Regions from separate parts of the Homo sapiens genome. Here region 2 is linked to region 1. A link is a loop called in an ENCODE intact Hi-C map of the cell type or tissue named here. Cell type or tissue: GM12878. All regions are shown on one strand. Links, peaks and the distances in the headings refer to the core of each region. The heading gives the core; the rest is flanking DNA.

The links. Peaks named below come from ENCODE experiments on the same cell type or tissue, not always from the same donor. Only the 100,000 strongest peaks of a DNase experiment are listed, where the experiment ranks them.
Region 2: a loop joins it to region 1, with 11 times the contacts of the local background. A loop is called at or near these places in 3 of 110 quality-filtered maps.

Annotation. Positions count from the first base shown.
Region 1 is chr9:3,800,156-3,816,803 of GRCh38, reverse strand. It overlaps LOC105375962 (a long non-coding RNA gene), which reads right to left. Exons shown (of 4, transcript XR_929442.3): 3 at 16,001-16,150; 4 at 14,194-15,398. Among named protein-coding and RNA genes, the nearest start is that of GLIS3-AS1, 90 kb to the left of the region's middle. In GM12878, for the core only: no CTCF peak of the experiment used is centred there; a DNase peak (open chromatin) is centred at 6,943.
Region 2 is chr9:2,262,578-2,279,225 of GRCh38, reverse strand. No RefSeq gene overlaps it. Among named protein-coding and RNA genes, the nearest start is that of SMARCA2, 260 kb to the right of the region's middle. In GM12878, for the core only: no CTCF peak of the experiment used is centred there; a DNase peak (open chromatin) is centred at 7,515.

The DNA.
Region 1 (16,648 bases), core at 2,789-10,788:
GGTGGAAGAGGCCCATCTGTGTCCCAGCCTCCCATGACTGTCAGGCCTCTGAGCCCAAGCTAAGCCATCATATCCCCTGTGACCTGCACGTACACATCCAGATGGCTGGTTCCTGCCTTAACTGATGACATTCCACCACAAAAGAAGTGAAAATGGCCTGTTCCTGCCTTAACTGATGACATTATCTTGTGAAATTCCTTCTCCTGGCTCATCCTGGCTCAAAAGCTCCCCTACTGAGCACCTTGTGACCCCCACTCCTGCCCACCAGAAAATCCCCCTTTTTCCTTTACCTACCCAAATCCTATAAAACAGCCCCACCCCTATCTCCCTTCACTGACTCTCTTTTTGGACTCAGCCTGCCTGCACCCAGGTGAAATAAACAGCTTTATTGCTCACACAAAGCCTGTTTGATGGTCTCTTCACACGGAAGCAAGTGAAATTTGGTGCCGTGACTCCGATCAGGGGACCTCCCTTGGGAGATCAATCCCCTGTCCTCCTGCTCTTTGCTCCGTGAGAAAGATCCACCTACGACCTCAGGTCCTCAGACCGACCAGCCCAAGAAACATCTCACCAATTTCAAATCCGGTAAGCGGCCTCTTTTTACTCTCCTCTCCAAACTCCCTCACTATCCCTCGACCTCCTTCTCCTGTCAATCTTGGCGCCACACTTCAATCTCTCCCTTCTCTTAATTTCAATTCCTTTCATTTTCTGGCAGAGACAAAGGAGACACGTTTTATCCGTGGACCCAAAACTCCAGCGCCGGTCATGGACTAGGGAAGTCAGCCTTCCCTTGGTGTTTAATCATTGCAAGGACACCTGATTATTCCCCCAGGTTTCAGAGGTGTCAGATCACGCAGGGACGCCTGCTTTGGTCCTTCACCCTTAGCGGCAAGTCCCACCTTTCTGGGGGAGGGGCAGGAACCCCAATCTCTTATCTCTACACCCCAATCCCTTATTTCCACGCCCCGACCTCTTATCTTTGTGCCCTGATCCCTTATTTCCACACCGCGACCTCTTATCTCTGTGCCCCAACCCCTTATTTCTGAGCCCCGACCCCTTCTCTGCTTTTCTGGAGGGCAAGAAGCCCCCACCCCTTCTCCGTGTCTCTACTCATTTTTCTCTGGGCTTGCCTCATTCACTATGGGCAAGCTTCCACCTTCCATTCCTCCTTCTTCTCCCTTAGCCTGTGTTCTTAAGAACTTCAAACCTCTTCAACTCTCACCTGACCTAAAATCTAAGCGTCTTATTTTCTCTGCAATGCCACTTGACCCCAATACAAACTCGACAGTAGTTCCAAATAGCCGGAAAATGGCACTTTCAATTTTTCCATCCTACAAGATCTAAATAATTCTTGTTGTAAAATAGGCAAACGGTCTGAGATGCCTGATGTCCAGGCATTCTTTTACACATTGGTCCCTCCCTAGTCTGTGTTCCCAATGTGACTCGTCCCAAATGTTCCTTCTTTCCCTCCCACCTGTCCCCTCAGTCCCAACCCCAAGCGTCACTGAGTCTTTCTACTCTTCCTTTTCTACAGACCCATCTGACCTCTCCCCTCCTCGCCAGGCCGAGCTAGGTCCCAATTCTTCCTCAGCCTCCGCTCCTCCACCCTATAATCCTTTTATCACCTCCCTCCTCACACCTGGTCTGGCTTACAGTTTCATTCCGTGACTAGCCCTCCCCCACCTGCCCAGCAATTTACTTTTAATAAGGTGGCTGGAGCTAAAGGCATAGTCAAGGTTAATGCTCCTTTTTCTTTATCCCAAATCAGATAGCGTTTAGGCTCTTTTTCATCAAATATAAAAATCCAGCCCAGTTCATGACTTGTTCGGCAGCAACCCTGAGACGCTTTACAGCCCTAGACCCTAGGTCTAGGCCGTCAATCATTGCAGGTCAAAAGGCCGTCTTATTCTCAATATACATTTTATTACCCAATCTGCTCCCGACATTAAATAAAACTCCAAAAATTAAATTCCGGCCCTCAAACCCCACAACAGGACTTAATTAATCTCCCCTTCAAGGTGTACAATAAGAGAATAGAGACAGCCAAGTAGCAAAGTATTTCTGAGTTGCAATTCCTTGCCTCCACTGTGAGACAAACCCCAGCCACATCTCCAGCACACAAGAACTTCCAAATGCCTAAACCGCAGTGGCCAGGCGTTCCTCCAGAACTGCCTCCCCCAGAAGCTTGCTACAAGTGCCAGAAATCTGGCCACCAGGCCAAGGAATGCCCGCAGCCCGGGATTCCTCCTAAGCCATGTCCCATCTTTGTGGGACCCCACTGGAAATCGGAGTGTTCAACTCACCTGGCAGCCACTCCCAGAGCCCCTGGAACTCTGGCCCAAGGCTCTCTGACCGACTCCTTCCCAGATCTTCTCGGCTTAGCGGCTGAAGACTGACGCTGCTCGTAGACCATCACGGACGCCGAGCTTTAGGTAACTCTCACAGTGGAGGGTAAGTCCGTCCCCTTCTTAATCAATGCGGAGGCTACCCACGCCACATTACCTTCTTTTCAAGGGCCTGTTTCCCTTGCCTCCATAACTGTTGTGGGTATTGACGGCCAGGCTTCTAAACCTCTTAAAACTCCCCAACTCTGGTGCCAACTTAGACAATACTCTTTTAAGCATTCCCTTTTAGTTATCCCCACCTGCCCAGTTCCCTTATTAGGCCGAGACACTTTAACTAAATTATCTGCTTCCCTGACTATTCCTGGACTACAGCTGCATCTCATTGCCACCCTTCTTCCCAATCCAAAGCCTCCTTTGCATCCTCCTCTTGTATCCCCTCACCTTAACCCACAAGTATAAGATACCTCTACTCCCTCCTTGGTGACTGATCTTGCACCCCTAACCATCTCATTAAAACCTAATCACCCTTACCCCGTTCAGTGCCAATATCCCATCCCACAGCATGCTTTGAAAGGATTAAAGCCTGTTATCACTCGCCTGCTACAGCATGGCCTCTTAAAGACTATAAACTCTCCTTACAATGCCCCCATTTTACCTGTCCTAAAACCAGACAAGCCTTACAAGTTAGTTCAGGATCTATGCCTTATCAGCCAAATTGTTTTGCCTATCCACCCCATGGTGCCAAACCCATATACTCTCCTATCCTCAATACCTCCCTCCACAACCCATTATCCTGTTCTGGATCTCAAACATGCTTTCTTTACTATTCCTTTGCACCCTTCATCCCAGCCTCTCTTCACTTTCACTTGGACTGACCCTGACACCCATCAGGCTTAGCAAATTACCTGGGCCATACTGCCGCAAAGCTTCACAGACAGCCCCCATTACTTCAGTCAAGCCCAAATTTCTTCCTTATCCGTTACCTATTTCAGCATAATTCTCATAAAAACACAAGAGCCCTCCCTGCCGATCGTGCCCGACTAATCTCTCAAACCCCAACCCCTTCTACAAAACAACAACTCCTTTCCTTCCTGGGCATGGTTGGATACTTTCGCCTTTGGATACCTGGTTTTGCCATCCTAACAAAACCATTATATAAACTCACAAAAGGAAACCTAGCTGACCCCATAGATCCTAAATCCTGTCCCCACTCCTCTTTCCATTCCTTGAAGACAGCTTTAGAGACTGCCCCCACCCTAGCTCTCCCTGACTCACCCACCCCTTTTCATTACACACAGCTGAAGTGCAGGGCTGTGCAGTCAGAATTCTTACACAAGGACCGGGATCGCGTCCTGTAGCCTTTTTGTCCAAACAACTTGACCTTACTGTTTTAGGCTGGCCATCATGTCTCTGTGCAGCGGCTGCTGCCGCCCTAATACTTTTAGAGGCCCTTAAAATCACAAACTATGCTCAACTCACTCTCTACAGCTCTCATAATTTCCAAAATCTGTTTTCTTCCTCACACCTGACACATATACTTTCTGCTCCCCGGCTCCTTCAGCTGTACTCACTCTTTGTTGAGTCTCCCACAATTACCATTGTTCCTGGCCCGGACTTCAATCCGGCCTCCCACATTATTCCTGATACCACACCTGACCCTCATGACTGCATCTCTCTGATCCACCTGACATTCACCCTATTTCCCCACATTTCCTTCTTCCCTGCTTCTCACCCTGATCACACTTGGTTTATAGACGGCAGTTCCACCAGGCGTAATCGCCACACACCAGCAAAGGCAGGCTGTGCTATAGTACAAGCCACTAGCCCGCCTCTTAGAACCTCTCATTTCCTTTCCATCGTGGAAATATATCCTCAAGGAAATAACTTCTCAGTGTTCCAACTGCTATTCTACTGCTCCTCAGGGATTATTCAGGCTCCCTCCCTTCCCTACACATCAAGCTCAGGGATTTGCCCCCACCCAGGACTGGCAAATTTGCTATTCTACTACTTCTCAGGGATTATTCAGGCCCCCTCCCTTCCCTACACATCAAGCTCAGGGATTTGCCCCTGCCCAGGACTGGCAAATTAGCTTTACTCAACATGCCCCGAGTCAGGAAACTAAAATACCTCTTGGTCTAGGTAGACACTTTCACTAGGTAGGTAGAGGCCTTTCCCACAGGGTCTAAGAAGGCCATCATGGTCATTTCTTCCCTTCTGTCAGACATAATTCCTTTGTTTGGCCTTCCCACATCTATACAGTCCAATAGCAGACCGGCCTTTATTAGTCAAATCAGCCAAGCATTTTTTCAGGCTCTTATATTCAGTGAAACCTTTATATCCCTTACAGTCCTCAGTCTTCAGGAAAGGTAGAACAGACTAATGGCCTTGTAAAAACACACCTCACCAAGCTCAGCCACCAACTTAAAAAGGACTGGACAATACTTCTACCACTTTCCCTTCTCAGAATTCAGGCCTGTCCTCAGAATGCTACAAGGTACAGCCCATTTGAGCTCCTGTATAGACGCTCCTTTTCATTAGGCCCCAGTCTCATTCCAGACACCAGACTAACTTGGACTGTGCCCCCAAAAACTTGTCATCCCTACTATCTTCTGTCTAGTCATGCTCCTATTCACCGTTCTCAACTACTCACACATGCCCTGCTCTTGTTTACACTGCCAGTTTACACTGTTTCTCCAAGCCATCACAGCTGATATCTCCTGGTGCTATCCCCAAACCGCCACGCTTAACTCTTAAAGTAAATAAATAATCTTTGCTGGCAAGGCTATGCTGAACCTCCTTAGGCACTCTCTAATTAGATGTCCTAGGTCCTCCCAATTCTTAGACCTTTAATACCTGTTTTTCTCCTTATTCTGTTTAATTTTTCAATTCACACAAAACTGTATCCAGACCATCACCAACAATTCTAAATGACAAATGTTTCTTCTAACAACCCCACAATATCACCCCTTACCACAAAATCTTCCTTCAGCTTAATCTCTCCCACTCTAGGTTCCGACGCTGCCCCAATCCCGCTCGAAGCAGCCCTGAGAAACATCGCCCATTATCTCTCCATACCATACCCCAAAAAATTTTCACCATCCGAACACTTTACCACTATTTCATTTTATTTTTCTTATTAATGTAAGAAGACAGGAATGTCAGGCCTCTGAGCCCAAGCTAAGCCATCATATCCCCTGTGACCTGCACGTACACATCCAGATGGCTGGTTCCTGCCTTAACTGATGATATTCCACCACAAAAGAAGTGAAAATGGCCTGTTCCTGCCTTAACTGATGACATTATCTTGTGAAATTCCTTCTCCTGGCTCATCCTGGCTCAAAAGCTCCCCTACTGAGCACCTTGTGACTGCTACTCCTGCCCGCCAGAAACCAACCCCCCTTTTTCCTTTACCTACCCAAATCCTATAAAACAGCCCCACCCCTATCTCCCTTCACTGACTCTCTTTTTGGACTCAGCCCGCCTGCACCCAGGTGAAATAAACAGCTTTATTGCTCACACAAAGCCTGTTTGGTGGTCTCTTCACACGGACGTGAGTGAAAATGACTACCATGGAAATTCAGAGCTCAGTCACCAAATGCTATCCAGTCCAGGTGCCTCCTTTGATACTGCACAGTAACTGAGATGCTAAGGTAGTGGCTTATTCAGGGGAAGAGCTAACAAATGAGACAACCAGGAAAAGAAGCCTGGGCTCTTGTTTTTCCTCTGTGATTACTTCCTTTGCCCCTGCCTGTTCTAGGACCTTAGCCCTTATTAAAACTTGACCTGGCTGTGCTGAACTATTATTGGGCACACCTACTTACAGCCCTCAGTGGAGGCAAAGCTACTATGGGAAATCCTGGGCTCTTGATCCATTTTACCCTTTGCAGTAGATACCAAGATGCCTGGCTGAGTTCTGGCCAACTGGCCTAGGATCAGTGCTGCTCCAGGCATACAAGCTGTATCATGACAGGGGCAGTATGGCAAGATGTAAAGAGTACTGATCTGGGAATCTAGAAACCAGGCTCTAATTTGGTGACTAAGCCAAGTCAATTCTGACTAGAGCTTGTGCTCTGAAGTGAGGAGCCTTCAGAATCCACTCCATCTCTACCACATAAGCAAATTACTTGACCACTCTGAACCTCAGTTTCTTCATCTTTTCAACAGGAATCATACCTGCGTTACAAACTTCTTGGGGGATTCATGTGTCTATCACAAAGCTGGCCATTAATAAATATTGATTCCCCTCCACCACTTTTAAAATCAAGGAGTTGAATCGGTTGATCTATACAGTTCTGACATGCATGTGTGATGTCCCTTGGCTTCATATTCCAGAATTTTCTCCAGGATCCATGATATGTTTTCCTCTTGGGCCATTTTCCTCCTCAACCCAGCTGTGTTCATTGAAAAGTTTGCAGCCTGGGCTAGTCCACCTGGCAGTTGGCACTATTAATGATTCACCAAGAAGATGGATCCAGGAAGTGACTTATGACAAGAATACTTTCTTTGTGGTTTGAGAGAGGTTCCAGTAGGCTCTAAAGTCAATGGGGATGCCATCCTGAGGCATGAGAACCACAATGGTCACATGGGCAGGGGAAGCTTCACTCAAGAAGGCTGCAGCTGCACAGAGCAATGCCAAGGCTTCATCTCTTAGTATTGCTTCCCCTGGGCTTCAACCTCAGGACTGGTGCATAGAGCAGGGTACTGAGGGATAATGCCAAGATATCAGAGAGTGGAAGAGAAATTCTATACCACCAGACTGGAAGCCAAAAACTGTTTTGTTTACAAATAACAAAAATAAATCTGCATTTGCTTCAGTTGAGAAGGGAAAGATCTTGAAAAACACAGGGTACAAATGCAATGAGACATCAGAATGGAACTGAAATGTTAATCCAGCTCCCTCTCTCTTCATCTTTCGTCTCTACTCATTTTGACCTGATTGTTCTTTTCTCCTACCTTTGCAGACCTGCCTCCTTTTATTTTCTGATTCATGTAACTACAAGTGATGCCTGTCTCACATTCCCGGGTTTATACTTCACCATCTTGAGGAGGGAAAAGAGAGTAAGTCAGCCAGTCTCTCTATATGTATGGATAAATAGGCAGATGTAGATGTAGATACAGACATAGACATAAATATGGATACATATCCTATCAATCTGGATGTCAAATCGACAAACAGGAGGTTCTGAGGCATCCATCTTGGTTCAGGTACTCATCCCTGTTCTGATCAATAACCTCCAACATTTGGTATATTTGTTAACAAGAATCCCCACAATGAATGAGGGGGCAAGAAGTAGGTGAACCTGGCATATGATTCAAAAGGTGTTCACAGCAGCCTAATGAGCTGGGCCACTATGAGAGCTAGAATCATGACTCTAACAGTCAAAGGGAGCCCAATAGTTACAGGATTGTCACATACCAATAGTGAATAAATAGTGAACCTTAGCCAACAGGACTCTTAGCAAAACCTGCCTTGATTGAGCTATCATCATGGACACCCACTTCTGGGCCCTTATTATCATGAATTTTTGCTGCAGCATTTACTCTGAGTTCAGACTGTCAGTAATTCAGACTTGGGTCTTTATCTTTTGTGGTTTCCACAAAAGACTGTCTGCACAGTGCCACAGCTCACCCTCTCTCCCTAACCTGAGCACCTTGTGTGACTTGTATTCTGTCTAGAAGCTGCCTTCTTTCTGAAGAATCATTATTCTGCGGAGCACTGAAAGAAGGAGCTTAAAATACTTTGGGTGTCAAAAGTAGGAGCAACAGATTGCCATTTGTGTGTACTTTCCGCTATCTAAAACTTCCAATTAAAAAATCCTTTATGGGGAGGGAGAGCATTAAGACAAATACCTAATGCATGCAGGGCTTAAAACCTAGATGATGGGTTGATGGGTGCAGCAAACCACCATGGCACATATGTAACAAACCTGCACGTTCTGCACATGTACCCCAGAACTTAAAGTAGAAAAACTTTACTAAACACTTCTTAACCATATAACTACCTCAGCACCACCTTAAACAAAGAAGTACTTATTAACATATCAAGAATTTAACAAACATTCTTCACTGACCTTTCTAATTTTCATCCATTGTGCCTACTGTGTCCAACAGCATTCCGCTGAACTTCCGCACTTGATTTCTGGGAAGATCTGATGCCCTTCAGAAGTTTATCTCTGTGATCTCCCAAGTTCTTGAGTTAAATCAGAGACAACATTGTCCCTCTAATCCTTAATAGTTCTTTCTGAAAATCCAAAATAACTTTAGAAAACGTTTTCATAATGAACTGGAGCAATGTCTTAGCATCCTCTATCACAGTGGGAACAAGAAGAGTACCCACTATCAATGCAGTTGATATTGTGCTGGAGATTCTGTTCAGCACAGTAAGGTCAGGAAAAAGAACTAAAGGCTTCTATTCCTGTGATGATGGTGAATGACTACAGGCTGCTGCTTCCCTCTTCAAAATCAAATCCATGGGAACCATAAAAGTGAAAGGAAAATTTGGGTTACAGAAGCAGCAACAAAATCTGGAATAATATTGAGAAACTCCTGAGGATGTTGAAGTCAGTGTTAAACTAGAGTGAGAGGTGGAGTGTGGAACGATGTGGGAGGAAGGTGACTAAAGCCCTGAGAAAGGATGACCAGAGATAGTAAGAAGACAATTAAGATTTCCGGTTGCATTCTTGCCTCTCCCTTGAATTGCCTTAGAGCCTACATTGGCTGCCTTTTCACTTAGAAATCAGCTGACACAACCCAGTACACCAATGCTAGGGAGTATGAGAGTAATAGAAAAGTCCTTTTAAGATGAGGTATTGATGAAAACTGGTATGAAGAGACCAGCCTCCCTAAACTTTCATTTCTCTGTTCACTTTCACCTCAATATCCCCAAAACTTTTTAGTACAGACTTAGGAGATAACTACTTTCTCCAAATACTGTTTCGGCCTAATGGTCTAAAGTCAAAACCCTGTGGATAGTTTCCTGGTAGAGTGGCAAAGAAATATTAATAGTCAGCAGTGGTGCTATGGTTGTTTCTGTGACAATGTACCTTGGAACTAAGCCTACTCTCTTTCTTAAAGTTTCCAGCACTGACAAAAGACAAGGACTGTGAATAGACCTTTTTAAGTACATACTACCTGACAGAGTTCATGACCACTGAATGGGTCATGAGCTCGCAAACTAAAATAACCAGACTCCTGTATAATACCACAGACTGCAACATATATAATTCAAAGCAGACATATTAGAATAGAGGACAAAGCTTTCAGTAAAGCCTGCTAAGATATTTAAGGAAATGAGAAAAAATATTACCAATATGAAACAATAACCAAAATAATAATGAAAATAATCAAGTGGAAATATTAGCTATAACAAATAGAATGGTTGGAAAAAAGAATACAGTAGGATAGATGCAGCTAAAAATGAATTAATAAAATATAAGACCATATTGAGGTTTCATAAAAGATGATAAAAAGAATAAAAGAAAGAAAATATGAAAGAAAAGCTAAAAGAAATGGATAGTATAAGTAAAGATGCCAACACCCAGAAGCTAGAAACTCTAGAAGGAGAGGAAAATAAAAATGAAGAAAAATATTTGAAGAAAAAAATGAAGTTATATTTCTCAGAATTGAATACAAATGACACAGATGAAAATAACCCATACACTGCCAAATGTAAGAGATTAGGAAAAATTGACACCTAAATATAGTAAAATTTAAAGACATGAAAAGCAAGAACAATTACTAATACTTTTAGAAAAAACAGCTCAACCACAGGAGAATAAACATCAGAATAACATCAGACTTCTCAACAGCAACACTGAATGCAAGAAGATAATGGGATAATGGCATAGCACTTCTAAAGTAATAAAGGAAAGGAGGAAGAATTAAAGAGAAAAAGCCAAAGTAAGTATAATGGCTGGAAAATATTAAGAAAGATGACAAAAATATGTTCTAATATAACAATAATAATAATAAATATAAATGTATTAAACTCACCATTTAAAAGACAGATTCTCAAGTTGGATTCATAAAAGAGGCTTCAAATATATGTTACTAGAAGAGCTCACTGAAAACAAAAATACAAAAAGACTTAAAGAGATGTAAATATATAACAAGAAAATATTAGCCACAGAAAGGCTGCAGTAACAATCCTAATATTTGATCAGATTTAAGAAAAATATGTCTTAAAAAAACTAAAAAGATCTCATATACAATAAAAGGAAGTAATAAAAAGATATATTGATTATAAACATATACACACCTAATTATACAGACTCAAAACATACCAAGTAACAACTAACAAAACCAAAGAGAGATAAGTAATGTAAGTTACCAATTTTAACACACCACTTTCAGAAACTGAAATTTATAGATCAAGTAAAGAAACATATGTAGATTTATCAAAGATATGTAAAGAATTATACAACACACAAACATAAAATCCATAGAATTCTTTTTGAGTTTATACGGAAGAATTTTACAAAAATAAACCTTTATGATGCCAAATTGGCTTGGCATTTCAAGGCCGCTTTAGTATTATGAAACCTTTACATTAACACTTTTTTTTCACAACTGCCATGACTGAGGAAAGAGTGTGGAAATTGCACCCGGGCTTTTACATGCTTTCATCTGGAAATGACACCCGTACTTTCACTTACTTATATTGGCTAAGGAAATTAACAAGGTTATGCTTAACTTCAAGAGGCAGGAAAATAGAATTCTCCCATATCCTGGAAGAAATGGAAAACTAGATGAGTGACAACAGCAATGTCTACTAGGGGCAATTTAATGAAGGTGAAAATCTGCAAGATTTAAATATGCATGTAGCAATATTGATAAACCTTAAAAAACGGCTCTGACTAAAAAAATTAGAAAAGAAAGAAAGAATAAGCTGCAAAACACAATAACATTTACATACATATAAAACTCATGCACATATTGAAAATATATATACATTTTAAAAATATTTTAAGGGCTGGGCGCTGTGGCTCACGCCTGTAATCCCAGCACTTTGGGAGGTTGAGGCGGGCGGATCACGAGGTCAGGAGATCGAGACCATCCTGGCTAACACGGTGAAACCCCGTCTCTACTGAAAATACAAAAAATTAGCCGGGCGTGGTGGCGGGCGCCTGTAGTCCCAGGTACTCGGGAGGCTGAGGCAGGAGAATGGCGTGAACCCGGGAGGCGGAGCTTGCAGTGAGCCGAGATGGCGCCACCGCACTCCAGCCTGGGCGACAGAGCGAGACTTTGCCTCAAAAAAAAATTTTTTTTTTTAAATGGTATCTATAGGGAAAAGGCAAGTAGCAGTAGAGTATGGGATAAAGATAAAGGGAATAAATAAGTCAATAAATAAGAGAAGGGCTTTGTGAGACCAATGATAGTAGCATGCTATGAACAGAAGAGCATGATTAACTCTACCCTCTGATGCTGAATTGTTGTGGTGGTTGTTTTTTTAAGGCATAGGGTTCAGCTTAGAAAAGCATAAATCGACTTCATTATTTTCAGATGACATTAGAATATTCCTAGAAAACCTAAAAGAACATACTTAGAAAATTTTAAAATTAGTAAGTTTATCAGTGTTCTTGGATTCAAAATCAATGTAAATAAATTTGTTGCATTTGTACTAACTGGCATGATTAGTTAGAAAATGTAATTTTATAAAAGATTGTTTGCAATGATATGTTTAAAAAACTTTAAGTGCCTAAAAATAAATCTAACTGAATATGGAAAAGATTTTAATGAAGAAAAATACTAATTTTATTAATTGATTTAATATGATCTAAATGAATGGAAATAAATACTACATTTATGGATTGGAGCACTCAAAATCATAAAGCTGCCTGTTATTACTAAATTGATCTATATATTTAATACAATCTGAATTTTAAAATACCAACAAGTCTTTATACGTGTAGGTAAGGGAAGAGGGCTTAACTTGGCAAAAGAAAAAAATAGAACTTTGAAGCAGAAGGGAAAGAAAAAGTAGAAGGAATAGGAAGATGAGAAGAAGACAGAGAGAAAGAAGAGAGAAAGGAGAAGTTGTTTGGAAAAGTGATTACTGACCCTCACAAATATGAAGAATATTACAACATAATGTGACATCATCACAGGCGAGTAACCAATGGAATTGAACAAAAAGCCAAAAAACAGACCCACACATATGTGAAAACGTTTGTAACAAATCAGATCAGTGGAGGAAAAAATGGAATTCAATAAAATATGCTGAGACAATTGGTTATACACATGGAAATAATTAAAATTGGATCCCTATCTCACTCCACACATTAAAAATAAATAAATCTCAGCCAGATTTAAATGTGAAGGGCAAATCCTTAGATAAAGGGGAGTGTCTTTGTGACACTAAGATATTTAAGAGTTTCTTAAAATGAAATAGTGCAAACCATAAAGAAGATAAATCTGACTTCATTCAATTTAATATTACGTATATTTCCAGGCTCCTAAAGAGAGCAAAAAGACAAACTACAAACAAGAAGAAATTATTTGCAGCATTAAAACTAACAAAATGATAGTATTCAGAATTTATGAAAAACCATAAATCACTAAGAAAGGAAATAACTCGTTTGCCCAAAAATGGGCAAAAGTCTTGAATAAGCACTTATGAGAAAAGAAAACTTGAATGGGCAATACATTTATGAAAAGATGCTCAGCCTCATTGTATTTTAAGGAAATGCAAATTTAAATCAAAATGAGATAACATTTCACAGATGTTAGATTGATTTAAAAAAATGTATGTGTACTACAGTTATCCCTTAGTATCTGCAAGAAACTGGTTCCAGGACCCACCACAGATACCAAAATATGAGGATGCTCAAGTTCCTTCTATAAACTGGCATAGTATTTGTGTATAAACTATGCACATCCTCTTGTATACGTTTGTATTTTATTTTATTTTATTTTTTGAGATGGAATCCTGCTCTGTCACCGGGCTGGAGTGCAGTGGCGCTACCTCAGCTCACTGCAACCTCTGCCTCCCAGGTTCAAGCAATTCTCCTGCCTCAGCCTCCTGAGTAGCTGGGACCACAGGTGTGTACTACCACAATGGAGATGGGGTTTCGCCATGTTGGCCAGGCTGCTCTCGAACTCCTGACCTCAGGTGATTCACCCACCTCAGCCTCCCAAAGTGCTAGGATTACAGACGTGAGTCACTGCACCCATCCTTTCCTGTATACTTTAAATCATCTGTAGATTATTTATAATATCTAATACAATGTAAATGCTATGTAAATAGTTGTTATATTGTTTTTACTTTGTATTATTTTTATTACTATATTGTTATTTTTTCTGAATCCATGGTTGGTTGAATCCACAAATGCAGAACCCATGCATACAGAGGATCAAGTGTAATATCATGTTGGTGCAAATATGAAGCAACCAGAACACTTATACTTTTCTGGTAGCAGTGTAAATAGGTACAACTGGCAGTGCCTAGTAAAATTAAATATGCACACACAACATTACCCAGCAATTCTACTCATTTTATATCCTAGAGAAACTCTTTCACATATGACCAAGAGACAAAGAATACTCAGAGCAATATTTTTGTAATAATAAAAAACTCAGAAACAAACCATCTGATCATCACCATCAAAACTGATACAGGTTGAGTATTCTTTATCTGAAATGTTTGGAACCAGAAGTGTTTTAGATTTCAGATTCTTTTCAGATTTTGGAATATTTGCATATACATAACGAGATAGCTTGGAAATTAGATCCAAATTTGAACACAAAATTCATTTATGTTTCACATACTCCTTATATACATAACCTGAAGGAAGTTTTATACAATATCTTAAATAATTTTGTGCATATAACAAAGCTTGTGTATATTGGACCAGCGGAAATCATAGTGTCACTATCTCACATCACCATCATGGCTGACTCTCAATTGATATGCTACCAATAAGCGATCATTTTTCATACTTTTTCACACATAAGTACTTAACAGCAAAAAGTAAGACATGCCATTAATACAGTGAAAAAATAATGTGTTCAGGGTAACTAAGCAGCCTAGTAGCATCACCAAAATACCTGTATGAGCTGTTAAACAATGCTAACAACAATGACAGGCTTTCAGTCTCCACCTATGATGGTGTGTTTTGAATAAAAGGTTATTGTACATTGTATTTTATTTTTTCAGGTGAGAAAAAAACATCAGAAACAGTTGAGGGATCAGGAAATAAATACCTAGGGATGAGAAGGCATTCCAGTGAATGGTTTTTTTAAACTATTTCCTCCAAAGTCATCTGCCTCATTAACAAGGCTTTATCTTAGAAGTCTTTTCTTAGATTTTATACACTGACACGATTTCTTGTTTTGTTATGAATGCATTCTGCCCTAGTCCTTCAAAAGCCCCATCACACATTTTCACCATGTCATCTACAGGCACTTTTTCTGATGACAATGTAGACTTTATCATCACTATTTACCACGATCTCCTTGATTCAGAATCATTTCAGCTCTTTCACCATTGGTCAATGAACAACTGTAGCTTCATTGTTGATATGAAACACTTCCTCAATATTTGCTTCTCCCAGTTTACCGATGAAATCTGAAGGTATATTTTTTTGCGTATGCAAGGAAGTCATACATCATTTTTTTTCTCACTTGACATATGAAATCCTTCAAAGTTACCATCTTGGTCATCATCACTGAATATGGTTCCAGGCCAGAATTTGTGCCAGGCATGTCCAACTGTGTCTTTAATCACTGTGTTCCAGGCATTGACAACAGCATATAAAGCATCCTTCACGTCAAACTCCTTTTGAAAACCTTTCACACTCATGTTTCTCTGTTCACTGCTGTTAGCCTACCGTTGAGGAAAGTGTTTTTATATTTACTTCATTGATCTAAGAGAACTTGGTCACATGGCTGAATTAATGAAATCACATTTGAGTGAAAGTACATGGCATTAACATTATTTTGATGAGAATTTCAGCTGAAGGATGAACAGAATGGTTGTCCAGTAATAATAAAAGCTTGCAGTTGTCATCTAGTCTGGCTTCCCTGCAGTGAACATGAGCCACTGGTACAAAATGTCTGTGAAACCAAACAGAAAAGATGTTCTTGGAAGTATATGCCTTTTTGTTAGCATAATACAATAATGAACTGGTATGAAATTCACTCTTTGAAAACAGGGAGGATCTAAGTTTTCGCCCGACACAGCAAGTTTACACTTCGGTGTGCCTGTTGCATTAGCACACTCCAGCACAGTCATTCTATCTTTGGTATCATTAGTTCACGTCGGGGCTGTCTCATCAGATATAGTCTATGTCTTTTTGGGGCAGTTACAACAACAGAGTGATGTTTCATTCACATCATATACTTGTTCTGGCATCATTTACATCAGTGATAATCTTGGCAAACCCATCAATGAATTTGTCCACTTTGTGATCAGCAGTTGCTTTATCACAAGTCTTTACAGATTTAATGCTACGTCTTTTCTTAAATTTCTGCAACCAGCCTGTTGAATAGTCACCGTTCCCTTCAATTTTCAGTTCATTGTGATAGATCTATGCTTATTTCATAATCAACATACTATTAAATGGTATACGTTCATTGTGACACTGATCCATTATTTTAATATAGGACCAAGATCTTCAGTTTCAGCTTTATGCAGTATTTATCTGTTTTTCACTAACCTCCATACATCACTTTCAGCACAGAACTTCAACAGTTTATTCTTCTGTTCTTCAGGTCATATATAGTGGTCATTCCAAAACTATACTCTTCTGTAAGATGTTTCAGGCTTACACTGCTGCATATTTTCTCCAGCAACTTGGCTTTCTGTGCTGTAGGTAAACATAAACACTTCCTCTTTTTCTTATCATTGTTACCCATAGGGATATCTGCAGACATTTTTGACATTTTCCACATCTTTATACCAGAAAGCAGAAAATAAGCAAAAACAATAATAACAACAACAACAACAAAAAGTGAGTAATGCACATAGGTCTTGGCCCCACGTAGGGCATCATGTGGAACCTAGCATTGGCATGTCCCGCCTGCATATGTGTATGTGCCATTTTATTAGCCTTTGTGAGTGTGCTGACATAGGGGAGTCTGGGCATGTGCAGAAAAGATATATTGCAGCTGAAGTAGGAAGGGAGAGCCTTTATTCTCTTAGGAATGTGGAATAAATTGTGTTTTGTGCACCTGGCTTAAGGATGTGGCCGATCACATGAGGTCATGTGTGGAATTTTCCACTTGTGTCATTGTGTTGTGCTCAAAATGTTTTGGAATTTGGTGCATTTTGAACTTTGGATTTCATATTAGAAGTGTTCAACCTG
Region 2 (16,648 bases), core at 3,523-11,522, 1.5 Mb after region 1:
AACGGAAAGAGGAGTGGGGACAGGATTTAGGATCTATGGGGTCAGCTAGGTTTCCTTTTGTGAGTTTATATAATAGTTTTGTTAGGATGGCAAAACCAGGTATCTAAAGTTGAAAGTATCTAACCATGCCTAGGAAGAAAGGAGTTGTTGTTTTGTAGAAGGTGCTGGGGTTTGAGAGATCAGTGGACACCATCGGCAGGGAGAGCACGTGTGTTTTTATGAGAATTATGCCGAGATAGGTAACAGATGAGGAAGAAATTTGGGCTTGACTGAAGTAATGGGGGCTGTCTGTGAAGCCTTGCGGCAGTACGGCCCAGGTAATTTGCTGAGCCTGATGGGTGTCAGGGTCAGTCCAAGTGAAAAGCGAAGAGAGGCTGGGATGAAGGGTGCAAAGGAATAGTAAAGAAAGCATGTTTGAGATCCAGAACAGAATAATGGATTGTGGAGGGAGGTATTGAGGATAGGAGAGTATATGGGTTTGGCACCATGGGGTGGATAGGCAAAACAATCTGGTTGATAAAGTGCAGATCCTGAACTAACCTGTAAGCCTCGTCTGGTTTTAGGACAGGTAAAATGGGGGAATTGTAAGGGGAGGTTATAGGCTTTAAAAGGCCATGCTGTAGCAGGCGAGTGATAACAGGCTTTAATCCTTTCAAAGCATGCTGTGGGATGGGATATTGGCACTGAGCAGGGTAAAGGTGATTACGTTTTAATGGGATGGTAAGGGGTGCATGATCGGTCGCTAAGGAGGGAGTAGAGGTGTCTTATACTTGTGGGTTAAGGTGGGGAGATACAAGGGGAGGATGTGAAGGAGGCTTTGAACTGGGGGAAAAGGCGGCAGTGAGGTGTGGCTGTAGCCCAGGAATAGTCAGGGAAGCAGATAATTTAGTTAAAGTGTGTCGGCCTAATAAGGGAACTGGGCAGGTGGGGATAACTAAAAAGGAGTGCTTAAAAGATCATTGTCTAAGCACCAGAGTTGGGGAGTTTTAAGAGGTTTAGAAGCCTGGCCGTCAATACCCACAACAGTTACGGAGGCGAGGGAAACAGGCCCTTGAAAAGAAGGTAATGTGGCGTGGGTAGCCTCCGCATTGATTAAGAAGGGGATAGACTTACCTTCCACTGTGAGAGTTAGCCAAAGCTCGGCGTCCGTGATGGTTTAGGGGGGCTTCCGAGGCCATCAGGCAGTGTCAGTCTTCAGCCGCTAAGCCGAGAAGATCTGAGAAGGAGTCAGAGAGCCTTGGGCTGGAGTTCCAGGGGCTCTGGGAGTGGCTGCCAGGTGAGTTGAACAGTCCAGTTTTCAGTGGGGTCCCACACAGATGGGATGCGGCTTAGGTGGAATCCCGGGCTGCGGGCATTCCTTGGCCTGGTGGCCAGATTTCTGGCACTTGTAGCAAGCTCCTGGGGGCGGCGGGCCTGGAGGAACGCCTGGCCACTGCGGTTTAGGCGTTTGGAAGTTCTTGTGTGCTGGAGATGTGGCTGGGGTTTGTCTCACAGTGGAGGCAAGGAATTGCAACTTTTTTCTATTATTGTACATCTTGAAAGCGAGGTTAATTAAGTCCTGTTGTGGGGTTTGAGAGCCGGAATTTAATTTTTGGAGCTTTATTTAAAGTCGAGAGCGGATTGGGTAATAAAATGTATATTGAGAATAAGACGGCCTTTTGACCTTTTAGGGTCTAGGGCTGTAAAGCGTCTCAGGGTTGCTGCCAAACAAGTCATGAACTGGGCTGGATTTTTATATTTGATGAAAAAGAGCCTAAATGCTAACTGATTTGGGAGAGGTCGGATAAAGAAAAAGGAGCTTTAACCTTGACTATGCCTTTAGCTCCAGCCATGTTTTTAAGAGGAAATTGCTGGGCAGGTGGGGGAGGGCCAGTCAAGGAACGAAACTGTAACCCAGACCGGGTGTGAGGAGGGGAGGTGATGAACGGATTACAGGGTGGAGGAGCGGAGGCTGAGGAAGAATTGGGACCTAGCTCGGCCTGGCGAGGAGCAGCCTGGGGAGGAGGGGAGAGGTCAGATGGGTCTGTAGAAAAGGAAGATTAGAAAGACTCAGCGACGCCTGGGGTTGGGACTGAGGGGACAGGTGAGAGGGAAGGGAGGAGGATTTGGGACGAGTCGCACTGGGAACAGAGACTAGGGAGGGGACAATGTGTAAAAGAATGTCTGGACGTCAGGCACCTCAGACTGTTTGCCTATTTTAGGACAAGAATTATTTAGATCTTGTAGGATGGAAAAATTGAAAGTGCCATTTTCTGGCTATTTGGAACCACTGTCGAGTTTGTCAAGCGGCATTGCAGAAGAAAATAAGGCGTTTGGGTTTAGGTCAGGTGTGAGTTGAAGAGGTTTTAAGTTCTTGAGAACACAGGCTAAGGGAGAAGGAGGAATGGAGGGTGGAAGCCTGCCCATAGTGAAGGAGGCAAGCCCAGAGAAAAGAGAGAGTAGAGACGCGGAGAGAAGGGGTGGGGAGTGCTTGCCCCGCAGGAAAGTGGAGAAGGGGTAGAGACACAGAGAGAAGGGGTCGGGGGGTTCTTGCCCTCCAGAAAAGCAGAAAAGGGGTAGAGACAGGAGAGAAGGGGTTGGGGGTTTCTTGCCCTCCAGAAAAGTGGAAAAGGGGTAGAGACGGAGAGAAGGGGTCGAGGGGTTCTTGCCCCGCAGAAAAGCGGTAGTTGGCACTAAGGGTGAAGGGACAAGGCAGGTGTCCCCATGTGGTCAGACACCCCTGAAGCGCGGGTGAATAATCAGGCAGGCATCCCAGCGTAATTAAACACCAAGGAAGACTGTCTTCCCAAGTCTGTGACCAGCGCCGGAGTTTTGGGTTCAGGGATAAAACACATCTCCTTTGTCTCTACCAGAAAAGGAAAGGAACTGAAATTAAGAGAAGGGTGAGATTGAAGTGTGGCGCCAAGATTGAAAGGAGAAAGAGGTTGAGGGATAGTAAGAGAGGTTGGAGAAGAGAGTAAAAGCCCGCTTACCCGATTTAAAATTGCTGAGATGTTCCTTGGGCTGGTCGGTCTGAGGACCCGAGGTCGTAGGTGGATCTTTCTCATGGAGCAAAAAGCAGGAGGACAGGGGATTGATCTCCCAAGGGAGGTCCCCTGATCCGAGTCACGGCACGAAACTTCACTCGCGTCCGTGTGAAGAGACCACCAAACAGGCTTTGTGTGAGCAATGAAGCTTTTAATCACCTGGGTGCAGGCGGGCTGAGTCCGAAAAGAGAGTGAAGGGAGATAGGAGTGGGGCCGTTTTATAAGATTTGGGTAAGCAAAGGAAAATTACAGTCAAAGGGGGGTTGTTCTCTGGCGGGCAGGAGTAGGGGTCACAAGGTGCTCAGTGGGGGAGATTTTTGAGCCAGGATGAGCCAGGAAACGGAATTTCACAAGGTAATGTCATCAGTTAAGGCAGGAACAGGCCATTTAAATTTCACTTCTTTTGTGATTCTTCAGTTACTTCAAGCCGTCTGGATGTATATGTGCAGGTCACGGGGGATATGATGGCTTAGCTTGGGCTCAGAGGCCTGACAGTGACTATTTGGATGTTTCACAAATTCCACCTACAGGATAAGGGCCGAAAGTGGTGTGGATAATTCAAGCATTGGAAATTAACCTTTGTCTCAGACGGCATACAGCAGACGCTAGATCTGTATTTAAAGGCAGAGTATCTGGGAAGAAATAAAAACACTGACCCTACGCTCAGAAACCTATGCCTTAAGATGTTCAGCAAATATTTTTTCAAAAGCACTTCGTTGTTTTCCTAGTTTATAGTCTGTTCCCCCACTTTCAAACTAAACTACAAGATATAAATTTTCTGTCCTATAACTTTCTAAGATGCAATAAGCTGGCTCTGGGTCACTCCATCGAGTCTCCCCAAAAATGCACATTTCACTGTGGTTCCCATTCTCTCTCACCGGCCCTTGTGGCTTCTCAGCGTCCAGCCTCATTGTGCCAACAGGGCTGAAGCCTAATGGGAAAATTAGGTGACCAAGGGGTCCAAAAACATGGCAGGTTATGTGGTTGCCATTTACTTTAAGCAGAATTAAATCCCTCCTGAACAGAAGGCAAAGGTAAAGCAAGTCACGGGCTAACAATCTAGGGTTTCAGTTTTTTCATTTTTAACATGGGGGTCATTAGCTACTGACCCTCCCTTGTGGGTGTGATAAGCATTCAGCAGCCCCCAGATAGAGATGAGGCCAAGTTTCCTTCTACCCCTCACTCTCCCATACGTACACAGACCTCAGGTAACTAGGGCCCCTTCCTTTTTTGGCTTTATGCATAGTCAGCAAAGTTGGGTGTGGAAAGGGTGGGTCATATGCATAAGGAATAAATTTGAAGGAGCCAGCAGATGCCCCAGTGCACAGCCAGGGTCAGTCCTGCATATAACAAAATGAAGTCCTTCACTACATCATTCCCCGGCACAGGCAATGGGGCGAATGTGTAATTATTCATTCTTGCAAAAATGAAGTGAGAAGAGCAATGATTCAGCACCCAGGTAGCTTCTGAATTTTCAAATGATTCTTCTTCAAGGGCCACCCACTTTTTAAATATAATAATTTTCTCCTGTTTTGAGAGACCTACCCAGAATCACTTCCAAGTTCTGGGTTATTCATCAGGTAAATCCTTCTCTATCTCTCTCCCACCTCTCCTCTAATCTCCCTTTTGCTCTGAAGGAAACCCCCAATTGCCCTGAAGCATTTTCTTCTTTGAATACCCCCTTTCCTTTAAGCTCTTCCTCAAAATCCTTCTTCCTTTTTTTTTAACAGTAGATGTGGATGCCCTAATATACATGGAACCCAAAAGAATGGGAACTAGTGCTATTACCTTAAAGGACAAGAGGTGTAAGATCTTTCTAGGGCAGCACAGAAAAGAAACGGGAGGAACAATTTACTTTCCATGTTAGTATTCCTGGATTCCTAACCTTTCACACGTGCAGCCATCACTGTGGGAACACTGAGGACTTCAGGAATGGCTCTTGACAGGAGCCCAGCAGTGCCAACACACTCTTACTACTGTAAATGTTAAATAACAAGAAAACAATTCGGTTTCTGAGATGCACTCAGTGGGTGTTTATTCTTTGCAATCATTATTGGCATCTGAAGTCCTGGGTTGAGGAATTAGAATCAACAGTTCTTTTTCCATTTCAATTTTTGCAACATGGTGGGAATAATTTCTTTTTCGGTTTGCTTTGAATTATAGGCAAAAGCTCCCAAGTGCGTGGTTGAGATGTTACCAAGGTGTTCACATTCAAATTTCCTAGTAGGAGGTACTCGGTGAGGTTCTGGAATTGATAAAGCTTTTCAGTCTGGCACTACTTGACCTCTGGCAGTAGATCCATCCAGTCCCATAAAAGCTAGAGTCTGAGGGGGCAAAGTCAAGAGCCCAGGTCAGGATCAGCCATTTCAGAAGGATACACAATGCTGCCTCGACAATAACAGCAGCCTCTTTTTGGTCAATTAATGTTCTCCCAATGGTCCATGAGTGCAAATGACTCCAGATAGTGATGGTTCAGCAGAATAAATCAGAAAAGCTTCCTATTCTCCCTGTTATTAGAAGGGTATGACTTTCAAAGTAATAAAGCACATCATTTTCATTTTATCTCCCCATGAAAGAGCTTGGACCAAACATCCCTAACGCACAGCTCCCAAAATGCAAATTATTTTCAGCTAAGCTTCAGAGTTGATTTTCTTTTTCCTGATGGCCTCCTTTCTTGATTAAATCCTGGAGCTTCGTTTGATACATTAAGTCAGGACTAGAGTCCCTGAAAACAAACCAGATTTAAAATACCATTCATTATCTAGGAAGCTGTTTCTTTCCCTGATTTGTTTGCTGAAAAGGAGAGTGAAAGATGAGAGGAGAACCAAAGAAAAAAAAGCAGGACAATGGAGAGAAGAAGGAGATGAAAGGAGAAAGGGAGATGACAAATACAGTAAATAGATTTGAAAACAGATGTGCAATGAATGAAAATCTGTCCAATTATTTTTCTCAATTAAAAAGTGTCTCATCCTGAATATCTGTATCAGATTCTTACCTATATTCATGTATTATTTTCTGCACAGAGAATACTGCATAAACATCTCAGCAATGGATTTACTTGATCAGAAATTATACTAATGACGATGCTTCAATACAAGATTTCTAAAAATGTGGAGAATTTTTGGTAGTTTTTGAAACAAAGGATTTAAAAAGTAACAAACAGCGTTCAGCATCATGATCATTGTCAGGGTCATCATTCGTTATTGTCGTCAGTGCCACTGTTGATATTAGTAAACCTGCAGCATAACTATTTTGATCCCTAAAGCAAGCAAGAGTTTGAATTAGGTTGAAATTACCATCTCAGGATTGGGTTTAATGCTTTTTCTGAATATACAGAGAAACTTAGGTGGCATTTAACAAATGAGTTAATTTCTTCCTTTAACGATGCTTAATTAGCAAACATCAGGCAATTGGAATGAGTAGGCAGCTTCTACAGTAGAGAACAAGGACTTAAAAAGCCAGTAATTCCCAGCACTGTAGAAATCACTAAAAGGATGTTGAGGGTTTTTTTTCCAATTTAGTCTTGTTGAAAACAATATGAAATAAACATTTTCTCACTTTCAAGAAACCACCTCTATCCTCTAGACCTTGATCATGGTGGGGAGGATGACAAGTAGCTTGGGACTTGGTGCTTATTAAAGGCTTGACAGACATGAGCTGAATCAAAATCTGAACAAGAAGAACAAATAGTTTTAAGGGACCCCATCTACATCACAGCTCCTGCCCCATCACCACAATCTCAAAAAAACTTCTCTCCTATAATCCCACTATTAGCAAAGCATTCTTTTAATTTAACAAGCTTCTATTTAAAAAGTGAAAACAAGTCATTGGGAAGGTTAACGTAATTGGCAGTAAGGAGACGTTCATCGTTCCTCCAGCAGTGTAACTTAGTTCTCAAGTGTTTGTTTCTTGCTAACGTAGAGAGAAGTTCTTGCAGGCCGGGCGCGGTGGCTCACGCCTGTAATCCCAGCACCTGGGGAGGCCGAGGCGGGTGGATCACAAGGTCAGGAGATCGAGACCATCCTGGCTAACACGGTGAAACCCCGTCTCTATTAAATATACAAAAAAAAAAATTAGCCGGGCGTGGTGGCGGGCGCCTGTAGTCCCAGCTACTCAGGAGGCTGAGGCAGGAGAATGGCGTGAACCCGGGAGGCGGAGCTTGCAGGGAGCCGAGATCGCGCCACCGCACTCCAGCCTGGGTGACAGAGGGAGACTCCGTCTCAAAAAAAAAAAAAAAAAAAAAAAAAAAAAAAAAAAAAAAAAAAAAAAAATTCTTGCAGTGAAGAAGTAGGATTTCTACTAGCATTAGACCTGGGGAGTTTTTAGGACTCACAGTAGAAGGAAAGATTTGGGCATGGCACAGAGGTGGAGGCTCTGGAAACTAGAGCACATAGCCTACCTGGGGGAAAGAAGGAGGGAGAGAATCTGCCTCAAATCATATTCGGGTTGGTTTCCACACACCCAGGCTGATGCCCATCTGCCAATTTAGTCCCACCCCCAGCCACTCAAGGCCCAATCAGGTGAGAGGAAGGTGGAGCTTAAGTATCTCCCCCCTCCCCCGACAACCTTCCCGGGCTGTTTCTTTGGCTGCCAGCCTGACTTACACACAATTCACCAGTTCTGATGTCTCATTTCAGAAGCCTGAACTTCCTGTTTTCTACCAGCATGTCTCCGTTCTCATGTGCACTATGTTTTGTTTTGTTTTTGTACACTATGCTTTTAAACCTCAATTATTGGTCCCATGCCAAAGTTACTTTTCCAATAAACTATTATTAAACATTCTTTAGGACGGGTTCCTACCATCCTCTTTTCTTCCCATACTTGACTCTAGCACTCCACTAACCGTCAACGATCCTCCTTAGTAGAATTTTTAACCTGGCTTTCCATGGATTTTTCTAACATCTACTTTTCTTCGATGCTAAACTTTCCTGGATCTTTGGGGCCTTTTGTGTCTTTGAGCATACCAGTACTGTGGCTGCAGGTGAACATGCCCCATAGGTGATGAGCAGTTCACCCAGGCCTCTTTGGCCTCACCTAGTGTCAGTGGCCTTGATGGCTCACAATGCTTGCCTCGTGTAGGAGCGTGGGGCAGCTGGGGAGGAGGAGGATGTGCATTGTCTATTGCCAGATTCTGCCTCCTTCTCTGAGTCTGGGAAAGAAGAGTAGGAAACTTCGAAGAGTGGCTAAAGCCCCACCTAGGGAGTCAGAGAGACCTGGATTTGAATTCTAGCTCTGCCACTTGCTGGCTATGTAACCTTAGAAAAATTACTTAACATCTCTAAACTTCAATGGCGTCATCTTTAAGGTAGGCAAAATAATCCTGTTTCCTAGGATTATTTGATGAATCAAATGAGATGACAACATATGTGGCAATCCTATATACATAGACAACGTAGTATATGCAGAGTGTTAGTTATTGCCTAATTATCTGTCATGCCTCGCCAATTCCTCAAATGTGACAATGAGCTCTTGGGTACAGTTTTGCCCACGGTCTGCCCCAAGCATAATGGAGCCTTCCATGAATATCCAAATCCAGCCCAAGTGGTTTGTGTTGTTCTTCCCCTTTTTCATGAACAGAGCTGCTCTGCAATGGGCAAGATGGATGCCCTTAAATCCAGCCTCTCGGGGTTTTTTATTTTTTTAAGTCTTCTCTTTTGGCTAATGGTTAATAAAATAACTCTGTTTTCCCACAATGCACACTTCCTTTTCAGCTGCCACTTTCTGAACTAATCACTTACTCTAGTCACTAGTGGCTCCTATCCACAGCCATGTAGCTGGCATCTCTCCCCATACACTCCTGTGGCATTCATATTTCATGAAGAACAATGGGGTAGGACCATACAGCAGCTCTTGGAAAAAAATAAAGTGTAGAAAAGAATGAAATAAAATGGCCTGCTTACTTGGAGGAAAATGTTACTAGGAAACTAGCCTAGAGCCAGTTTCCTCAGGGGTGGTTTATAGAAAAGGATTTATTATACAACAAAAAGCTTTTATTTATTATTTTTCCAGCAAGCATTTTTGCATTATTATTCATTTGGCAACTCAGCTGGGTATTTGGAGGTGACAGCTTGCCAATTTTTTTCACAAACATTTTGGACTTTAACATCTTAATCTGAAATGATTGCAGTAATTACAAGGGGGTAATGGGTAGGAAGATGTGGGGAAGGTAGCAGCATGTTGAAGACGCTAATAGTAAGAGGAACTGTGCTAAATATGTAGTTCTGACAGTTGCAGATAGAACGTTTGCCTGCTGATGAATAGCAGAAACAAGACATCAATGTTATTGCCCACTTTTGAGGTTTTGTCACCATTTAAAAAATGATCACACCTATGCAAGCCACAATGGCACTTTCCTCCTGTTAAATTCTCTTTGAGGGCTGCAGAAAATCACTGAGGCAATTCAAAAGTCCTACATAATCCGTCAATATTTATTCGGTATCTACTCTGTCTCTGGTGTGCTCTTTAATCCTTTATCCCACTTTATTTTCTTCATAGCACTTGCCACTAATATTTGTTGTATTTCAGCTTATTGGGTTTATTATCTGTTTACCCAATAAGAATGTAAGTTCCATGAGGACAGGAACCTTGTTGGGTTTGGTTCACTGCTGCATCTCTATCACCAAGAACATTGTCTGGCACACAGTAGTGGCATAATAATGATTTATTGGAAGAATGAAGGAATACTAAATACCGAGGTAAATTAAAGAATGGTAAGACGTTTTCCCTAATCTTGGCTTGTAATCTAGCTGGAAAGGAAACTGTATAAATGGTAAGAAAGCCTGCAAAGGAAAGCAGTTGACCAGAAGCTCTTGGGTCATCTTTGAAGGGTATTCCCTACGGGTGCTAATTATGTGATTCCTGTAAAGAAAGAAAAATAACCTGTCACTGTCCCCTTTAAACATTGACTGGTAAGAATAAGCTCAGGCCATTCTTGGACCTGCTTTCCCAGCTCCTGCTTTGCACACCTGGCGTTAGTCTACCCTGCCCTCTTTCATTTTGATCTCATGGCTGAGGTCCAGAAGCTCCCCCACCTGCCAATGTTGCCAATTGACTTGCCTCCTCCTTACCCCTATTCAATATATCCAGAGAGTGACTTAATACAAATGCACCTCTGAAAGAAATATCTTCAGAAATATCAACACATATTTTCAAATTGTGTTGTTAAAAAATAAATCCATGTGGTTGTTAATAGTAATTTTATGGAAAAAGGTTTGCAATATCAAATAGGTTTGGGGAACTCGGAGTTAGTTGAAACCATTCCCATAGTTTGTTTCCAAGTCTTTAGTGCACTGGCGTGCAGTTAAGTCTCTGAGAAATGGCCATATACGTGGTGGGTATTTCCTCCAAATTTATTTGACCATGGACCCTTTCTCTTCTAAAATATACATAGTCTATTGCTATTACTGGAACATAATTTTTAAAATACTAGTCTATAAGCTTTACAGAAGAAGGGCATATAGAAGTTGTTAGCCTGAGCTAGCCCTTAGGGGATTTTGAAGATTGACTATTTGACTGACCCTTTAATCAAGAATTACCATGATGTTTAAGTTCATAGGGCCAGGACCATAAGAACTCAGAAGAGAGAAAATCAAGGTTCTATGGAAGAGATGGACTGGAGCTGGGATTCACATTATAAACAAGATTTAGTTAGATGCAAAAAAAGGAAATTTCAAGTGTGGGCAAAAGTGAAAGATGGGGAGGTCATGACAATGGGTATTTTAATTTTCAAATTTTAATTTACTAAGATCCCTGAAAATTCAGTGGGACTTGATTAATGCATTCTAACATCCAGTCCTATTTTTTCCTATTAACTCATTGTGTTAGTTTGCATTTTCTAAAGCAGACACTAAGACAGGATTCAGAGTATAAGAATTTTATTAAGGGAAATGCCTGTGTGACAGAAAATGGGGACAAACCAGGGAAAGCCATCAGACCATTATACAAGTCTGACCCCAAGTGAAGGAGAAAGGGAAGGAAAATTAAGTAGAAGCATCTACTAAACTGCCAGGAAGTTTAAGGAGTTTTCAGCAATACTGTCAGGGAGTCCTTATGTCAAAACCAGCCGTCAGAAGAATCCTACATCTCCCCAGACTAGCTCTGCCTTAGTATTCCTGCTGCATGAGCAGCCAGCTCCTGGGAAGCACTGCCTTGGTACAAATAAGGCGATGGATTTTCAGAGTTCAGCTGCTGGCCCCTTGATCAATTAAGCTCCTTGTAGTTTGGGTTCAGAAGGCACATTTTTGTCACCATCACTCTGAAGACAGATCTTTAGAAAAAGTGAGCTGGCCTATATATGAGAAACAAACTGCCCACAAAGCAAAAGTTGTCCATCTGAAATCAGTGATAAAGGCAAAGCAATATCTGATGCACATGGTGATAAGACCTAGCCTGGTAACAAGAAAGAGAGTCTTAGTTTTCCCAGGGGTAGATTCAGTTACTGTGGGATCTCAAGCTTGTAAAAGTGGTGTTGGGGATGAAGGAAGAGTATCATTAAGAAAAAATATAAATTACAAATATGAAATCACCAGGGATTCTCCTGGGGCCTTGAAATGGGCCCCTGTACGTAAGAGGCCAACTTAAGCCTCATTTGCTTCATGATAAATCCACTCCTGTTCATTTGCAAAATATAGCTAAGAGACTTGGAGTACATTGCATGAGCACATTCAAAAATAATTCACTGCTGATTGATTCATGAAATGTAAAATGCCCCACAAGTGTTTAATTATCTGAACTGTGTGTGCTTTTCACGGAAAAGAAACAGCTGACGAGAGATGGAGCGAGCAAGCCACTGAGGTTAATGCACAGTGAGTGACCCTGGCATGCTCTTCCCAGCAGAGCTGAGTGAGCTGCTGACACAGACCCAGGAGGACACATTCTCAAAACTTGGCTGCAGTCAGTCCTCGGAAGGGATCGCAGTCTGGCCTCGGTTATCAGACTTTCTCTCTAGGGATACAGAAAAAGGGAGACAGGGTAAACCTGCACCACAAAAATAGCTGTTCTTTTAGCCAAGCAAGAAAATGGAGTGCGAAAGACAGTAAATCCTGAGGGCTGGAACTAACCCATGCCTGTGCTGTTCGTAAAGATCCAGGAGTGATAAAAAGGTTCCCGGAATATTTTTTCTTAGAGGTTTTCAAACTACTCAAATGATGATGCTTCTAATGAGAGTAATAAAGCAAGAAAAAAGAAAAAAATAAAAGAGGAATGAGGAAGAAAGAGGGAAGAAGTGAGGACAGAGAAAAGGGAAAGGAATATGAAGTAGAGAGTAGAAGAGAAAGAGAAGCAAAGGACTAAGAAGGTCACAATTTTTAGCTCTAGTGGGGCCAGAGACCTAATCACTTCTGGACCTTCTAGCATCATTTTAAAATAGAATAGGACCCAAAGTATTCACACAAATCTAGGTAGGGGAAGTGCTGATACAGGATATGCCTTTGTTGTACTCTGAACATCAAAGGGGCTTCACCCCTAGGTTCTCTAGTTTGGTTGCCAGTCTATCCAAAAATTTTACATCAGGAATAGCCTTTCTTAAAGACAATGATGCTATGATACACTTCCCTACTCAACCTGGAATGCAACTGTACTGCCTGCCTTACAAATCCTGCCTTACAAATCCAAGCCATCCTCCGGGCATAATCGTCTATCACCTATTTCTTCCCACCACCCAGCTGCATTTCTTGCTATCTTGCTCTCACTAATACTTTATTAACCTTCTCATTTTTTGTATTTTTCTCTACCTAGCCCCATTGCTTCAACCAAACAGATCCTTGTCTTAGTTTATTACAATATATTGTCATTTCCTGATTACTTCTGTATTACCCCATGACCTGTAAGCTCCAAAATGTTTATTGTGTATTAGGTAGCATCTATCCCAGTGGATGACATACAGCAAAATCTGGATAAACATTTCTTGGAAAAATGAATGACAAGCATCTACTTGTGTGCATATATGCTTTCCTTTACTGAAGACTCCTATGGCTTGCGCTTAGTAGTCTACTTTTCTTTAAAATCCTGCTTAAAATTTGTGTTTTCCAGAAACATTTATAGAAATGCTTGCTTTTCACAATCTGACACACACTCCTGATACTTAATTTTGGAAACTTCTAGGTACTCCTTTGCTTTTCGTTTTCCTTCTATGAAGTAGCTTGTAGCAAAACCAAGGATCAAGAAATGTTGTACTAAAAATATTTATCTGCTTGAAAACATCAGAGAATAACCAAGAAAATTAGGATTCAAGGGGCCAAGACCCCAGGAAGAAGGGAGTTTGCTGATGTGACCCCAACATTCACCTCAGAATGTATGTAGTTTTTTGGCATGTTTTGTCATGGGTCAGAAGCCAGGCAAAGGGTGGCATCTAAGAGATAGAGGAGCCAGCTGAGCTTTCAGCAACCTTCTGGAACTAGGAAGGAAAAAAATGCAAGTTTGTGGCTTCCAGTGCATCCAGGACTTGTGTAGGCCAGGCTCTGAAAGAGGGGACATGCAAAGAAGTGGAGGTGGTTTACCCTGCAAGGCATTTGATGACTGAATGAATGGCTTAAAAACCAGGTTAATACCATCTGAAAATCAAAGTGGAGTTTTTAGCAGTCTCTTAGTCCCAGGGAAACCAAAATCAGTGTCCAGGATAGACCCTATTAGGCATCCCAAGATCTCATCTGAAGGAAACCTCTAGGAGTAGGGCAAAATCAGGAGTAACGTGAGGTTTGCTTACTTCCTAATTGTACTGAAGTGAAGTGTCCCTCATCTAGCAGCCTGCCAGAGGATAGGGTAAATTCTCTCTGGAAGAAGATAACATCATTCAGAGCCTCTCCAATTTTCCATATGCAATGTGTCTAGCAAGCAATTAAAATTTACTAGGAATAAAAAAATAGGACAAAGCAGAAAGAAAAGAGAAACAGACCCACAGGTGAATTAGATATCGGTATTATCAAACATCAGTTTGACCATGTTCAGGAAAACAATAAGATGGAGAATTTTACCAAGAACTAGAATCTATTTTTTAAAATAATTAAATGAGAATTATATAAATGGTATTAAGATCTCAATAAGTGTATTTAACAGATGGTTGACATTGCTGAAGATTACTTCACTAAAAGTTGGGTCAGTCGTAAATATCCAAGCTAAATCAGGGATGGAGAAAGAATGTAGAATATAAAAAAAGCAGGAGACAAAATACAGGGAAAACGTCTAATATATTTATAATTGCAATACCGGAAGTGAAAGACAGGGCTAGCTGGATTTTCTATGCTAAGAAACCCTAAGCCTAGCCGGGAAGGTGGCTGCATCCACCTTTAAACCCGGGGCTTGCAACTTAGCTCATACCCAATGAATCCGATAGTAAAGAGAGCTCACTAAAATGCTAATTAGGCAAAAACAGGAGGTAAAGAAATAGCCAATCATCTATCGCCTGGGAGCACAGGCTCTGATCAGGATATAAACCTAGGCATTCCAGCCAGCAACAGCTACCCACTTTGGGTCCCCTCCCATTTTATGGAAGCTCTGTTTTCACTCTATTGAATCTTTCAACTATACACTATTCTGGTCCGTGTTTGTTACGGCTGGAGCTGAGCTTTTGCTCACCATCCACTGCTGCTGATTGCCTCCGTCGCAGACCCACTGCTGACTTCCACCCCTCCGGATCCGGCAGGGTGTCTGCTGCGCTCCTGATCCAGCGAGGCGCCCATTGCCGCTCCCGAATAGGCTAAAGGCTTGCCATTATTCCTGCCCGGCTAAGTGCCCAGGTTCGTCCTAATCCAGCTGAACACTAGTCACTAGGTTCCACGGTTCTCTTCAATGACCCAAGGCTTCTAATAGAGCTATGACACTCACCGCATGGCCCAAGATTCCATTCCTTGGAATCCGTGAGGCCAAGAACCCCAGGTCAGAGAACACGAGGCTTGCCACCATCTTGGACGTGGCCTGCCGCCACTGCCATGGCCCGCCACCATCTTGGGAGCTCTGGGAGCAAAGACCCCTGGTAACAGAAGGAGATATGAGAATGAGAAAGAAGCAGTCTTGGAAGAGAAAATGTTTGATAATTTTCTAAGACTTTTGAGAGATTCAAGAAATCCTATATTCTAATAAACAGGCTCAATATAAAGAAAACCACACCTAGACACATCATAATAAAACTACCAAACAGTAAAGGAAATTTTAAAAGCTGCCTGATCCAAAGATCCATTACACCGTAGGAGCAAAAATTAGGCAGACAGAAGACTTCCCCAGAGAAACAATGGAAGCTAAAAGACAAAAGAATGACATCTTTAAAGTGCAGAGAGAAAATGCTTGCCACTCTAGCATCTATCACCTGAGAAAACAGCCTTCCAAAATGAAAGTAAAATGAAGACCTTTCTAGTCAAATAAAAATAGAGAGGATTTCAACCCTTGCAGAACTGCACTTAGAAAAGGGAGAAAAAGAGGAAGGGAGGTTTCTTCGGCAAGAGGAAAGAGGAACTCAAAAGGAATTACAGAAATGCAGGCTGCAATAAAGATCAATGAAAACGAAAAAAAAATGTGGACAATTTTAAATTACAATAGACTGTCTTAAACAATAATGATGATAGTGGGGTTTAAAACACATGTGGAATCAAAATGCCTGATAATAACAAAACATGCAGGAATTAATTCACTAACAAATGAGCTTATTTATTATCCATTTTGTATCATCAGTGTTTGGCACAATGAAGGGCACAGTGTCTTACAGTGGTTGGTTGAATGCTTATAGTTGTTGCTTGAATGCTAGTTGAAAACCCTTCTTTCACAGATGAGAGGGAGAAAAGGGAAGACCAGAAAAATAAGTGTAATGGCAGAGCTGTGCTCAGCTCACAGATTGTTTTTGCAGACCAGAACTCTTGGTGCTGACTTCAGAGTCCAGATTTGCAATTAGACTATTTAGGGACTAGTGACATTTTAGACTACTTTCTATTCTACAAGCATGCCTGAGATCAAACCTTAGCCCCTATTTCAAGAGGCTGAGCCCAGGGCAGTTCTCTGCATGCTGACCCACCTGGTGCCCAACTTTTATCGAAGCCCTGGTATAATCACTTTCTACCTCTCTTCCCTAAATAATCTTCTCTAAGTGGCAAAGCACTGAGAAACCTACAGTAACCTCCTAGGCCTGTGCTTAGGTGGTGGTTATTTATATTGGCTCAAGCCCCTCTTTCTCCAACTGTTGAGGCTTTGTTCTGGAAGAAAGCAAGGTTGATGGAGGAGAACAGTGCAGCAGCCTGTTGCAGGAGTGTGCCTGCAGAGCTGTCAAAGTTCATTTTCCAAGCAATTCTTCCAAAGGTCTTAAGATGACAAACCGCTTCTGCCTTGTGGATGATTTTGTTTTTAAAGGGAAAGCCCAGGAGGCTGCAGGCAGTTGCTAAAGGGGAGGGAATAAAATGATAGCTTTAGCTTTTTCTCCACCTCCCCCACCTAACAAAACCTAACAAAAAGAGCTGGCATCGAAGATGCAATATGGCATTGACAGACTGTACAGTGAATTGATGTTATGGAATATTTTAGCAGTCCTTTTATAATTTCCCAGGCTCTTAACAATCAAGTTTTAGTTCATGTGTATAAATGATCAAGTAGGTCATCATGCTCTCCCACAAAGTTAAGGAATAGACAAGATTGATAGAGGCAAC